2 separate regions of the Homo sapiens genome follow, and region 1 is linked to region 2. Evidence: chromatin contacts called from ENCODE Hi-C or POLR2A ChIA-PET data. All regions are on one chromosome and are shown on one strand. The core of a region is the stretch at or near the end of the contact, and the rest is flanking DNA. Distances in the headings are between cores, read along the strand shown. Region 1 holds the start of ANTXR1 (ANTXR cell adhesion molecule 1). Region 2 holds the start of GKN1 (gastrokine 1).

What was found. A loop is a pair of places that touch in the nucleus more often than their neighbours do. ChIA-PET counts read pairs that join two places held with the same protein, here RNA polymerase II (POLR2A).
Region 1: a map of PC-9 shows a loop between it and region 2 (2.3-fold over the local background). The contact joins the promoter of ANTXR1 here to the promoter of GKN1 in region 2. A Hi-C loop is called at or near these places in 2 of 168 maps with a recorded cell type or tissue (PC-9 and chondrocyte). POLR2A ChIA-PET finds 5 or more read pairs at or near these places in 2 of 52 experiments (HCT116 and OCI-LY7).

The regions. Positions count from the first base shown.
Region 1 is chr2:69,009,846-69,016,004 of GRCh38, forward strand. It overlaps ANTXR1 (ANTXR cell adhesion molecule 1), which reads left to right and starts at 3,334. Exons shown (of 18, transcript NM_032208.3): 1 at 3,334-3,806. The coding sequence starts at 3,655.
Region 2 is chr2:68,970,882-68,977,014 of GRCh38, forward strand. It overlaps GKN1 (gastrokine 1), which reads left to right and starts at 3,755. Exons shown (of 6, transcript NM_019617.4): 1 at 3,755-3,808. The coding sequence starts at 3,797. RefSeq lists a silencer at 1,245-1,477.

The sequences.
Region 1 (6,159 bases), core at 2,084-4,583, 39 kb after region 2:
CACTGGAGTTTTCTTAGGGCTTATCCTCCTGACTTCCACAGCATATGGCTCTGTTGACTACTTCTTCCTGCAAGAAACTCTTTCCTGCCTAGGCTTCCAGGTTACCCTTCAAATGCTCCCACGTGCATGGTTAATTTTCTCCTGTACTTCTCCAAGTCCAGAAATATCCATCCACAGGCTGAACATCACCATGTATATCGTTCTTCCACTGCCTTGAATTAAAGAAGCAGAAGAGTCCCTTCCAAACCTCATGTATCTATCTTTATAGGCCTTGAAAAGGCTGATCAACCTCTTCCAGAACACTGGAGGCCTTGGAAGGCATTAGGAACCAGGACACTCCCAATCAAGTCAGAACACTGAGAATTACCTCAAGAGGATGGTAACATTTGTGTAGGAAGATCTTGACATTTATATGTCTCTGAGTTGTAAAATCATTCTGGAAAATGCTAGCAGGAACCCACCAAGACTCTCCCCAAGCCGCCTTCTAGCCTGCAGTGACTGACCCACCTCTCCCATTTCTCTACAAGCACTAATTATGAGGCCACTACAGCCTAACAAACAAAGGCAAAAGTTGTTGCCAATTTTTGACACCTGACAACATCCCCCGCTGAGCGAACATGCTGGGATCACAGAAGAGGCTTCATTTACCACTGTTATAGACTATGGACATCTTTGTCGTATTTAAACTCTCCCTGCGAATAACCATATCTCTGCAGCTCAACTTCAAGCTCACTTCTCAAGAATGTTTGGAGAACACCTCCCTACAGTGAGTGAGGCTGGCACAAAGCCCTCTAGGTAGAAGAGGCAGCCTGGAATGTATTTCCTCAGGCTGGAGGGAGAGCAGGGTAGAGGCATTTTAAGATCTAGAGATGGACTTCTTTCTAGAATCCTGGAAGAGAGGCAGAGGCACTGGGACACTCAAATATCTGAATTCCTCTCACTGCCTGTCTGCCCTGGAAAATACCATCTTTGTCCAGAGGAGCCTCTTGATCTTTCTCCCCTTCCCCATAACCTTGTTTCCCACAGAATATCCTCTCTCCTCCCACCCCTGGAAGAACTATGCCCTCATCTATCTTGGATAATGGTGTCTGTAACTTTGAAGAGCTCTATCAGGACACCCCCTGCTTCCTTCCGGGGTAATTTCCTAAACTATTTTGCCTGTAAAGCTCTCAACACATTCCTCTGTCACCTAAACTCTTAACAACTTGAGACGGCCCTGGGGGCATGACGGTGAGAGAAGATATTCTTAATGCTTCCCTGATTCATCTCACCCCTCCACCCGCTTTCCACATTCAAGCTCTTTCCTATTCCTTGCCAATCCCATAAACACTCTCTCCATCACATTGTCATATCCCTTTTCTTCTCTTACCAGCTCCCACCAGTGTTTCTGCTTTCCCTTACCCATCTGATTTCTATAGATTTCCTCACTGTCTTTCAAGTCATCGAGCTGCAGTGGGGTCAGCATGGGTTTTCAATCCTTTGAGGAGAAAGAAGACATGGAAGAGGAAGACTTGGATGGTTAGGGTATTTTAATCTCCCTCCAATTATTTTTTTCCTGAGAGCAATAATTCCCAAAGTATGGGTTTAATACATTTTATCTATGAAACAACAGTTTCATGGTCAAGTAAGTCTGGGAAACACAGTTCAGCAATTTTTTTCCTACAGAAATTCTCAAGGCTTTAATATGATACTAGGCATATATTAGTTATCTTTTATTATATTTAAAATTGCCCCCAAACTTAGAGACTTAAAACACTAATAAAAATTCGCTTATTTCTGTGGATCAGGAATCAGGGAATGGCTTAGCTGGGTAGTTCTTGTTTGGGATCTCTCATGAGGTTGCAGTCAAGATGTCAGACAGGGCTGCAGTCAGCTGAAGGCTTCACAGGATGTCAGGAACCTATGTCCAAGATGGGTCACTCACAATGTTGGCAAAGTGGTGTTGGCTGCCAGCAGGGGTCTCAGTTCCTTACCACACGGACCCCTCCTTGGGGCTGCTTGTGTGTTCTCACGACATGGCAGTGGGCTCTCCTACAGTGAGTGATCCAAGAGAGAAGGGAAAAACCACAACATCTCTCATGGCCTATCCTCAGAAGCCACACACCATCTTCTTAATTACTCACAGGTCAGTCTCACCCAAGGTGGAAGGGGTGTGAATTCCAGGAGGTGAGAAACACTGGGTTCATTTTGGAGGCAGGTCAGTGCTACGCATGACAAATCTTCAAGGCTGATTTGACAACATGATTATTGGTTAGTGGAGCATTCCAAGACACTAAGATTCCATGGTACACATGTTGGGGGAAACCACCATGGACTGTCACATTGGGGTATAAGGGTCTGGGAGGCACACAAGTGGAGGGGAATATGTGTGTCTGGAGGAAGAATCCTGGGAAAACAGTACATGCATATGCACTGAGGGCTCCCAGAGCGGAAGACAATAGGAAGCTAGAACTGGGGTACCACTCGGAACTGGGGCTCAGAGGCTGATTCTCCAATTTAGAGAGGCTAGCACGGAACTTCCCTGCCAATTCCAAACTGCTTGGAGCGTCTCTACTCTTGTAAGCTGTTTACTTCCTCCATCCTAAATCAAAGATAGAGAGAAAATGTCAAAGTTCACAGGCTGAAAAGAAGAACTATTATCATAGAATCCCTAAAAGATGGAGATGGTGGCCATCTAGAAGGCTCAGCTGTTCCATGCCGGGAGCAGCCCTAAGTACCACACTCTGTGGGGTTGTTTGTGATGGTTTCAGACCGGACCCCAACAGTCTCTTTTATGGTCCAGACAGACTAAGACCATGTAAGGTCACTCTGATGACTCATACCACAAAGGTCCCGTTTTTCCCCTACTTCATCTGCACAATGGTTTGTTTGCAAAGGTCCTAGCCTGGGGAGCCGGAGTCACCGTGGTTGGAGGAAACAAATTCTCATCCAATGTTTAGTGACCTTATCAAAAGATGCAGGATAGGGAAGGAAAAGAAGGAATAGAAGGACTACAGAGAATGGAGAGGCGGTCACGGAAAAAGAAAGGGAAAGTGCGTGGGAAGAAGGAAGGAGTAAGAAAACACGCACAGCTCACATGAGAATGGTAAGGACAAGGAAATTTATACGCGAAGCCTGGAAGCGCCCCCGCCCCCGACGCACTCCCGCGGGTCCCACGCGTGCTTTCGCCGCCTTTGTCCACAAGGTGGCAGCCTTTGAACTTTCTTCCCCGTAAGAACGCGAAAGGGGGGCAGAGAGGAAGGAGAGAAGGCAAAGCACTGCCCCCACCAAGAACAATTTGAAACCCCCCCCCCCCCCCATCATATTTAAAATCTGGGACAAAGAACCGTCGGGACGGAACTCCTTCCATTGCAAAAGCTCGGCGCGGCCTCGGGAGCTGCCCGGCGGCCCCGGACCGAGGCAGCCCTCCCCTTTAAAAGAAGCGGAGGACAGGATTGGGATCCTTGAAACCCGAAACCCAGAAACAGCATCGGAGCGGAAACCAGAGGGGAAACCTTGAACTCCTCCAGACAATTGCTTCCGGGGAGTTGCGAGGGAGCGAGGGGGAATAAAGGACCCGCGAGGAAGGGCCCGCGGATGGCGCGTCCCTGAGGGTCGTGGCGAGTTCGCGGAGCGTGGGAAGGAGCGGACCCTGCTCTCCCCGGGCTGCGGGCCATGGCCACGGCGGAGCGGAGAGCCCTCGGCATCGGCTTCCAGTGGCTCTCTTTGGCCACTCTGGTGCTCATCTGCGCCGGGCAAGGGGGACGCAGGGAGGATGGGGGTCCAGCCTGCTACGGCGGATTTGACCTGTACTTCATTTTGGACAAGTAAGTGCCGCGAGTTGTCCCCCCCACCCCAGGCTAAGCGGGCGAAAACGCTTTCGCCCCGGGCCGGGCTCGTTGGCAGGGTCGCCTGGGGACAGGAGCGCATCTCCAGGGCCACAGAGGGACCGCGCGGCAGGCGGCGGCGGAGTGCTGCGCCTTTGTTGGGGCGCGCTCCTCCCAGCCTCGGCTCCAGAGCCCGCAGCCGAGGCGACGCCGCTTGCTCGGAAGGGGACAGACTTCTTTTCTGTCTTGCTTTCTGTGTCCCAGGAGCAGGCAAGGGGCTTGGAGGATGCTATTGTCTTGCTGAGTTTCTGTGACTCCCTCCCGTGTTGGTGGGAAAGGCTTGCTTACCAAAGGCAGAACTTGCAGGCACAGGCACTCCTAAAGTTAGAGGCTTGGGCATTTTAAAGCCAATCGTCGCATTTTGTTTTTGTTTTTGTTTTTTTGTTTTGTTTTGAAACGCTGTCCCACGGAAGGCATTATCTTTGCTCCTAATCATGTAATGCATACTTCTCACCGGGCACTGAGTGAGAATGAAAGGCAGGGTTTCTTAACCTTGGCACTTCTGAGATTGAAACCTGGTAATTCTTTGTGGTGGGGGCTGTCCTGCGCGTTGTAGGATGTTTAGCAGCATCCTTGGCCTCTGCCCACTGGATGCCAGTAACATCCCCCGCCCCCCACTCCTTCCTTATTAGTGGTGACAACTAAAAATGCCTCCAGACATTGCCAAATGTCCCTCCCCTTCGACTTGAGTACCCCAGATGTAGTGAATTCAAGCTCTTGGCCATTTGACTGGTGGGCTACCAGGGAGGTGCAGGAGCCCTGGTTTCCTTGCAAAAAGTGGTTAGGCTTTAGGATTTGCTCAAGGGAGAGCTGAATTCTGACCAATGAAGCACTTCCCAAATCCGCATAAGTTTGCCAAGCCACAGTCACCCAAGGAAGCTTCATGCTATCTGCTGAAAACCAGCTTCAACGATAAAAAGCCCCTCACAGAAGATCCGTGCTCATTAAAACTGAGTGAGCTCTCCAGTGCCAGGAGAGGCGCTTTGCTGTTACAGTGGTGGGGAGATGGATTTCACAGACTGGAAAGTATTTAGGAGTTGGAAAAAGAGTCCTGCAAAATAAGCTGGCTAGCTAGACACCAAATGTGCTTTGCAGTTGCCCCTGGAGTTTGATTTTTCCGTAAAGGCTGTTTTGAACTCCAGATTCTTTGGATGAAAAGTGAGATTTCTTTTCTGCAGATTTATGAGAAGGTGGATACTGAAAATATGCTCCAGTGCTAAGGAATGGAATTTCTTTTGTTACTTCTAGTGGCTGGAAGCATCAGCTCACAGACTTAGAGACAGTGCATGAAAACAGTCGGAGGTGCTCCTCCTCCGTGCTTTTTTAAAAAGCCAATTCAGAATGATATTCAGGAAAATCTAAAAAAAAAAAAAAAGGGGGACAGAATCACCATGTCTCTGAATGGATGACTGTAGAGATACTATAGAGATATGGATACTGTAGAGATAACCAGTTTTCCCCAAATTAATTTAGAAATTGAATTCAACTTTTCAGTCAAAGTTCTGAAAGAGTTTGTTTTGATGATAAGAATTTAACAAAATGATTCTAGGCTTATCTTAGCAAAAAAAAAAAAAACAGGTAAAAAGAGCTGAAACATTTTTGGAAAAGAATAATGAAGCCATATTCTCTCTCCAAATATTAAAATGTATTATAATGTAAATTAATAAAAACAGGATGGTAAAGGCCAAAGAATAGGTGGATAGAGTAGAAAATCTAAAAAGACAAGTACATGTAGATCCAAACACATGTAAACATTTAGTGGAATTTCCAATCAGTATATAATGATTCATTAATTTAAAAAAAAATGGTTCCTGGACAAGTGATTGATAACATGGAGAATGAAAAAGGTTAGATTTATACTTTACAAACCATACACATAAATAAATTTCAGAAAGGTTGAAAATCTAAATATTTAGAATGAAATGATCAAAGAACTAGAAGATAATTTAGATGAATATTACTGTAATCTTAGGTTTAGAGCTTTTAAAACATGATAAGGAAGAAACCATAAAGGAAAATAGAGATTTGAATATATTAAAATTTTACACTTCTATAAATGAAAAATAAGCCATGAAAAAACATAAGAAGTTACAATAACTATTGCCACATAAATCACTCTCTTAAGATTGATTTTCATATATAAAAAGCAGTAAAAGCAAAATCCCAATAGGAAATAGCCTAAGTGCATAATTCACAAGAGAAAAAAATATGAGTCAATAAATGAACTAAAAAGGTCGTTATTAATCAAAGAAATGAAAAAATCAAACAATATGATTTTTATTAGGTTGGCAAA
Region 2 (6,133 bases), core at 2,505-5,004:
TATTAAGTTTGGATTTTCTGGAACTTGAAGCTCCTCTAGCAATAACTATTAAAACGTTATTTTACATGTTTCTATCGCTATTTTTTAGACGTGTCATTCCTAGCCATAAGTACATATGGAGGCTTTGATAAGGGTGTGTCACTGCTGCAAGCACCAAGGCTGTAGTCACCGGAACCATCATGAGAGTCTTAGCTACAGGCTGGGAAATCAAGACCAGAGAGGGGCAGAAATTTCTCCACAGCGAAGTGTATTCAGACCTCATAATGAACCACTTGACTGGGGACCATCAAAAGGACCATCAGACTGGTGTGCAGTTTGCTCAGAAAGACAAAAGTAAAGGCAAGGAGACTGAAATAGAGTCTGCATGAAGGGACTTCCACACTCAAACAAATAAATTATCATTTGCAGGCAAATGGACTAAGGCCAGTTGAGTCCTAACTATCAGAAAATGGAGAGCAAGAATGAAAAGGAAGCCAAGGTTACTAAGGGCTTCATAGGTATTAATAACCTCTAGGTCAGCCCATTAACAGGTCTGTGCAGAGACGGAATCTTGAATGAGAATATTTAATGATTAAAATGTACCCTATAGGCAAACATTCCCTTCCACTCAGAGAACAAGAAGGAATGTGAAAAGTCTGATTTCTGTGGGAAAGCACTTTGGTTCCAACCATTTGGGATCTGATTGACATCTTTAAATGAGCAGTTTAGTCCTTTGCAGGCCTCCCTCCAGTTGCACACAGGAGCATATTGCACATGGGATGCATCCCGTCTGCTCCACACGGAGGGAGTTTCCACTGAGCACAACACAGGGTGTGGAGTAGAATGAAGCCTTGGGTGTGTGTGCATTGTGAGATAAAATGACGATAGGGGCTTGTTTCTTGGCATGGCCCAGCATCAATCTCTGTAGGCAGGGCAGGCTCTATTTACCCATGGGCTGATTTGTTCCACACTAACCCCAAGCCACAGAGGTCACACCATCAACTGAGACTCCCTCAATGTGTCATCACAGCCAGTGTAGGGCAGCCCCTCTCAGGCTGGCACCAAAACCAGAAATGACTAAATATAACGCACTTTTTATCCTGTAGCTTAACATCTCCTTTACGCAAGTAAAATTTTTACAAGGGGCCTACTGAGCACCATATATGTGTCTGCATATTTTAGATTCTATGGAGGTGACCAAAAACATTGGTATGTTCTGTCTTCCTGGGAAGACATTCTTCTTCAAGGGAAGAATGAAACATAAAACACAGTTCTCAGGGCAAAAGTCTTGCTCATGCTTCATTAGGACTTTTGGCCTTGGATGAGACCAGGATTGAGGTGAGGGTTGACCCCCACCTTGACCCCCACACTCCCTCTCCCCCAACCTCCCACACCACACAAAGTACAGAAAAAGAAGTTTTTCTGGTTGTAGAGCCATTGAAGTAACAAATATTGTATAAAGGAGGAATTTCTTCTCTTTTACCCACAAGAAACCTAAGGCCTAAACCAAAAAAATAAATGACTCATTGAAAGATGGGAAAATAGAATCTAGGTCTCCTGGCTCCCAGCTTCATCCAGTAGCTCCCCAAATGGGTTTTCAAATCCAGGGTGCATCCTCAGAGGTGGCACAATTTTTTCACTAAGGCAGGGGTCCCCAGAGTTGTTATGAGATGTTAGGACAAATAAATAAAAGAAAAAGGGAAAACGATCAGGTTCTGTAGTCAACTAAGATGAGAAGAACCTGGATGAAACAGAGATTTTTCCCCTATAAATTTCTTAGCCCATTTGATGTGTGAATGTGAATTGTCAGTCTCTAAAGGGGGGATTATTGGACCCGGAACTCTACCTATGTATCTATGTATGTGTGTGTATCTATGTGTGTATACGTGTGTATGTATGTATGTATGTATGTATGTATGTATCTATCTATCTATCTATCTATCTATCTATCTATCTATCTGTCTGTCTGTCTGTCATGGAACATCTTCCAGACCAGCATTTCACAGGTCCACTGCAGAACTTCAGGCCCTTGTCCTTGGTATGACATGCAAAATGTGTGCTGGGCACTGCACCTGTGTACCAAGATGACTACTGGTGGCTGAGTTTAAACGTAGAGACCATGCTACCCACTCATTGACTTCTCAGTGACATGAAGTTTCCTAAAGCAGATGAAGGCCTCTTCACACATGTCTGCCCCTTACTCCAGGCTTATTACCTTCTGTGGATAAAGAGTGAGTTTGAAAGAAATCAGTGGACACATTAAAAAATATCCAGTAATACTGCAGCTGTTCTAATCCACTCCTACCAACAGTTTTGAAGAGATGTTGATAGCGAATCAAGCTTTATAACCATGTGATCCCATCTTATGGTTTCAATCCATGCACAGGAGGAAAATTGTGGGCACGAAGTTTCCAAAGGGAAAATTTATAGATTGGTAGTTAATGAAATACAGTTTTCCTCCTTGGCAAATTTAATTTACTAGCTTCACTGTATAGGAAAAAGCAGGAAAAAAATTAAAACCAACTCACCTCCAAACCTGTTTTGAGCTTTTACTTGTCTGCCCAATTGATAGTTTCTACTCTCTGCTTTTGATGAAAATATTTTTTATTATTTTAATGTAACTTCTGAAAACTAAATTATCTAGAAGCAAATAAAAAGATATTGCTTTTATAGTTCCCAGAAGGAAAAAACAAACACTAGGAAAGTTCTATCTATCAGATGGGGGAGATGTGATGGAGGCAGTGATATTTGAGCTGAGCCTTGAACAATGAACAGGAGTCTACCAAGCGAGAGGCTAGCGGGTGGCCCTCCAAGATAAAACAACAGCATGTACAAAGGCATGGAGACATACACATCTTGACTTTTCCAGGAATGGTGGGAACGCTGGTGGAGCTAGAATGTAGGTACATAGCATAAAGTGGCAGACGGGAAGCCTTTGGAAATCTTATTACATAGGACCCTGGATGCCATTCCAATGACTTTGAATTTTCTGTAGGCTGCCAGCGAAATTTCCAAGCGTGATAGAGTCATGTCTATCTATGCACTTCAGAAAGACAACCTCAGGGTTAATGAAGAAAATGCATTGGAATATAAGAAACTGGTGACCAGAGTGATCAATTGCATGACTGTTGTGAAAGTCCAGGTGAGGGGAGCTGTGGGCAAGGTCAGAGTTGAGAGGCATTTCAGAGATAAAATGACAGTAACTAAGTAGATGTCAGACTGAGAAGAAAGGGCTGTACCAGATATATGGTGCTATCATTAAGTGAGCTCAACATTGCAGAAAAGGGGTAGGTTTGGTGGGAGTTGCTCACAAAACATGTTTAGTCTAAGCAAAACCATTGCCATGGGCTCAGATAAAAGTTAAGAAGTGGAAACCATTCCTACATTCCTATAGGAGCTGCTATCTGGAAGGCCTAGTATACACGTGGCTTTTCAGCTGTGATTTTGTTTGATTTTAGGGATTATTCTTTTTCTGAATCTGAGCAATGTTAGCGTGTAAAATACTCACGCCCACAGCTTTGACTGGGTGAGAAGTTATCATAAATCATATTGAGTTTGTTGTGATACCTTCAGCTTCAACAAGTGATGAGTCAGGTCAACTCCATGTGAAAGTTCCTTGCTAAGCATGCAGATATTCTGAAAGGTTTCCTGGTACACTGGCTCATGGCACAGATAGGAGAAATTGAGGAAGGTAAGTCTTTGACCCCACCTGATAACACCTAGTTTGAGTCAACCTGGTTAAGTACAAATATGAGAAGGCTTCTCATTCAGGTCCATGCTTGCCTACTCCTCTGTCCACTGCTTTCGTGAAGACAAGATGAAGTTCACAGTGAGTAGATTTTTCCTTTTGAATTTACCACCAAATGATTGGAGACTGTCAATATTCTGAGATTTAGGAGGTCTGCTTCTTATGGCCCCATCATGGAAAATTTGTTTTAAAAAAATTCTCTCTTCAAACACATGGACACAGAGAGGGGAACAACACACACTAGGTCCTGTTGGGGGGTGGAGAGTGAGGGGAGGGAACTTAGAGGACAGGTCAATAGGGGCAGCAAACCACCATGGCACACATATACCTATGTAACAAACCTGCACGTTCTGCACATGTATCCCTTTTTTTTAGAAGAAGAAATAATGAAAAAAAATCTTTTTTCTATTTATATAATCATGGCATTTATAAGCATCTCTATAGAGAAGGATAATTGTGCTGAGATTAGACAGCTGTCTGAGCACCTCACACTGACCTATTTTTAACAAAATGACTTTCCGCATCACCTGATTCCGGTCTCCATGCAGGGTAAGCAGTTCCTAAGCCCTAGAAAGTGCCGATCATCCCTCATTCTTGAATTCCTCCTTTTATTTACCAAAATTCCTGAGCATGTTCAGGAAAGATGAAAAGCTTATTATCAAAATAAGTGGCTGAGATAGACTTCTTGTCACATTTGTTACAGTAAAATGGGTCTCCAAGAAAGAAAGATTTGCCTTGGGCTCTAGCATGGCCATTTATTTAAGAAAGCATCTGAAACATGAAGCTACCACAGCATCTCTCCTGTGGTTCCAGACAGAAGCCTGAGAGTCTAGGAGGAGGTGGACCGAGAAACCCTGCCAAAGTAACTAGTAGTGCCGGGTTTCTCACAACACGATGCAAAGGGGCTAGAATCAGATGACTATTTTCATGTTTCAACATACTACACACTGGAAAACGTTACGGCAGACTCTACTTTATAATGGGGCTGCAAATGTAAAATGACTACCTAGAACTAGGTCCTCTTAATAGCAGCAAAGTTTAAAAGGGTCAGAGGGAGCTCCAGACACAGGTTAGATTTGATTTCTCTCCTAGTTCTGCTGTGAACAAGAGGTATAAGTTTGGCCAACTCACTTAACCCCTGAAGCTCAGTTACCTTATCTGTAAAATGATTGCATTGTACTAGGTGTTCTCTAAAATTTCTTCTACCTCTGACTTTTTAGGAGACTAATTTTTAACTCCTTTTTAAGCTATTGGGAGAAAAATTTAATTTTTTTTCAAAAGTTACCTTGAATCTCTAGAGCAGTTCTCAAAACTATTTTGTCCCAGGCAAAGGAAATGAGACTAGGTACCCAGAATGAGGCACCCTGCATAAAGCTCTGTGCTCTGAAAACCAATGTCAGGGACCCTGTGATAAATAATTAAACCAAGTATCCTGGGACACTGCTAGTGACATCGCCTCTGCTGATCACTCTTGCCAGCGAGACACTCTATACTTGCTTTCTCATCATTGGCATCCAAACTGCCTACTAATCCATTGCTTTGGAAAGTTTTTTTTAATAAAAAGATTATTTCTATTAGGAAGAAAACATCCCATGTTAAATAGGAAAATTAACTGAAATCATTTTCAGATGTGATTTTTAGCACTTATAGCCATCTCAAACCATAGTATTCATTTATACTATGCTATTTATTGTAAAACTTCTTTTTTTTTCCAAGGAAAATAAGATAGTTTGCTTTATTTTAAAACAGTAACTTTCTTATATTGGGGCACTGACCAAAATTCAATACTGGTACAAATATGTTACCTAGGAGGTCAAAATATGTGCCAGGTGAATTTTCTGAATTTCTCTAAAGAGAGAATTTTAAACCTTATAAAACAATTAGAAACAAGTGAGTGAGAGGTGAGCATCAACAACCTGTGTAACATAAGCCACAGTACAAATTTAAGCTGAATAACCAAGCCATGTCAGTTATCCCAAATCATTTTTGTTAATATTTAGGAGGATACACATATTTTCAATAACTTAAAAGTGAATCTTTACTCCTATCTCTTAATACTCGAAGAAGTATAACTTTCTTCTTTTACTAGATTTAAATAATCCAAATATCTACTCAAGGTAGGATGCTGTCATTAACTATAGCTGAGTTTATCCAAAATAGAAAAATCATGAAGATTTATAAAGCATTTTAAAAATAATCATTTATAGCAAGTCCTTGAAAGCTCTAAATAAGAAAGGCAGTTCTCTACTTTCTAATAACACCTATGGTTTATATTACATAATATAATTCAACAAAACAGCATTCTGACCAATGATAATTTATAGGAAATTCATTTGCCAAGTATATGTTTTATTATAAAGTTAATATTTTGACCAATCTTAAAAATTTTTAAACTCTATTCTGACA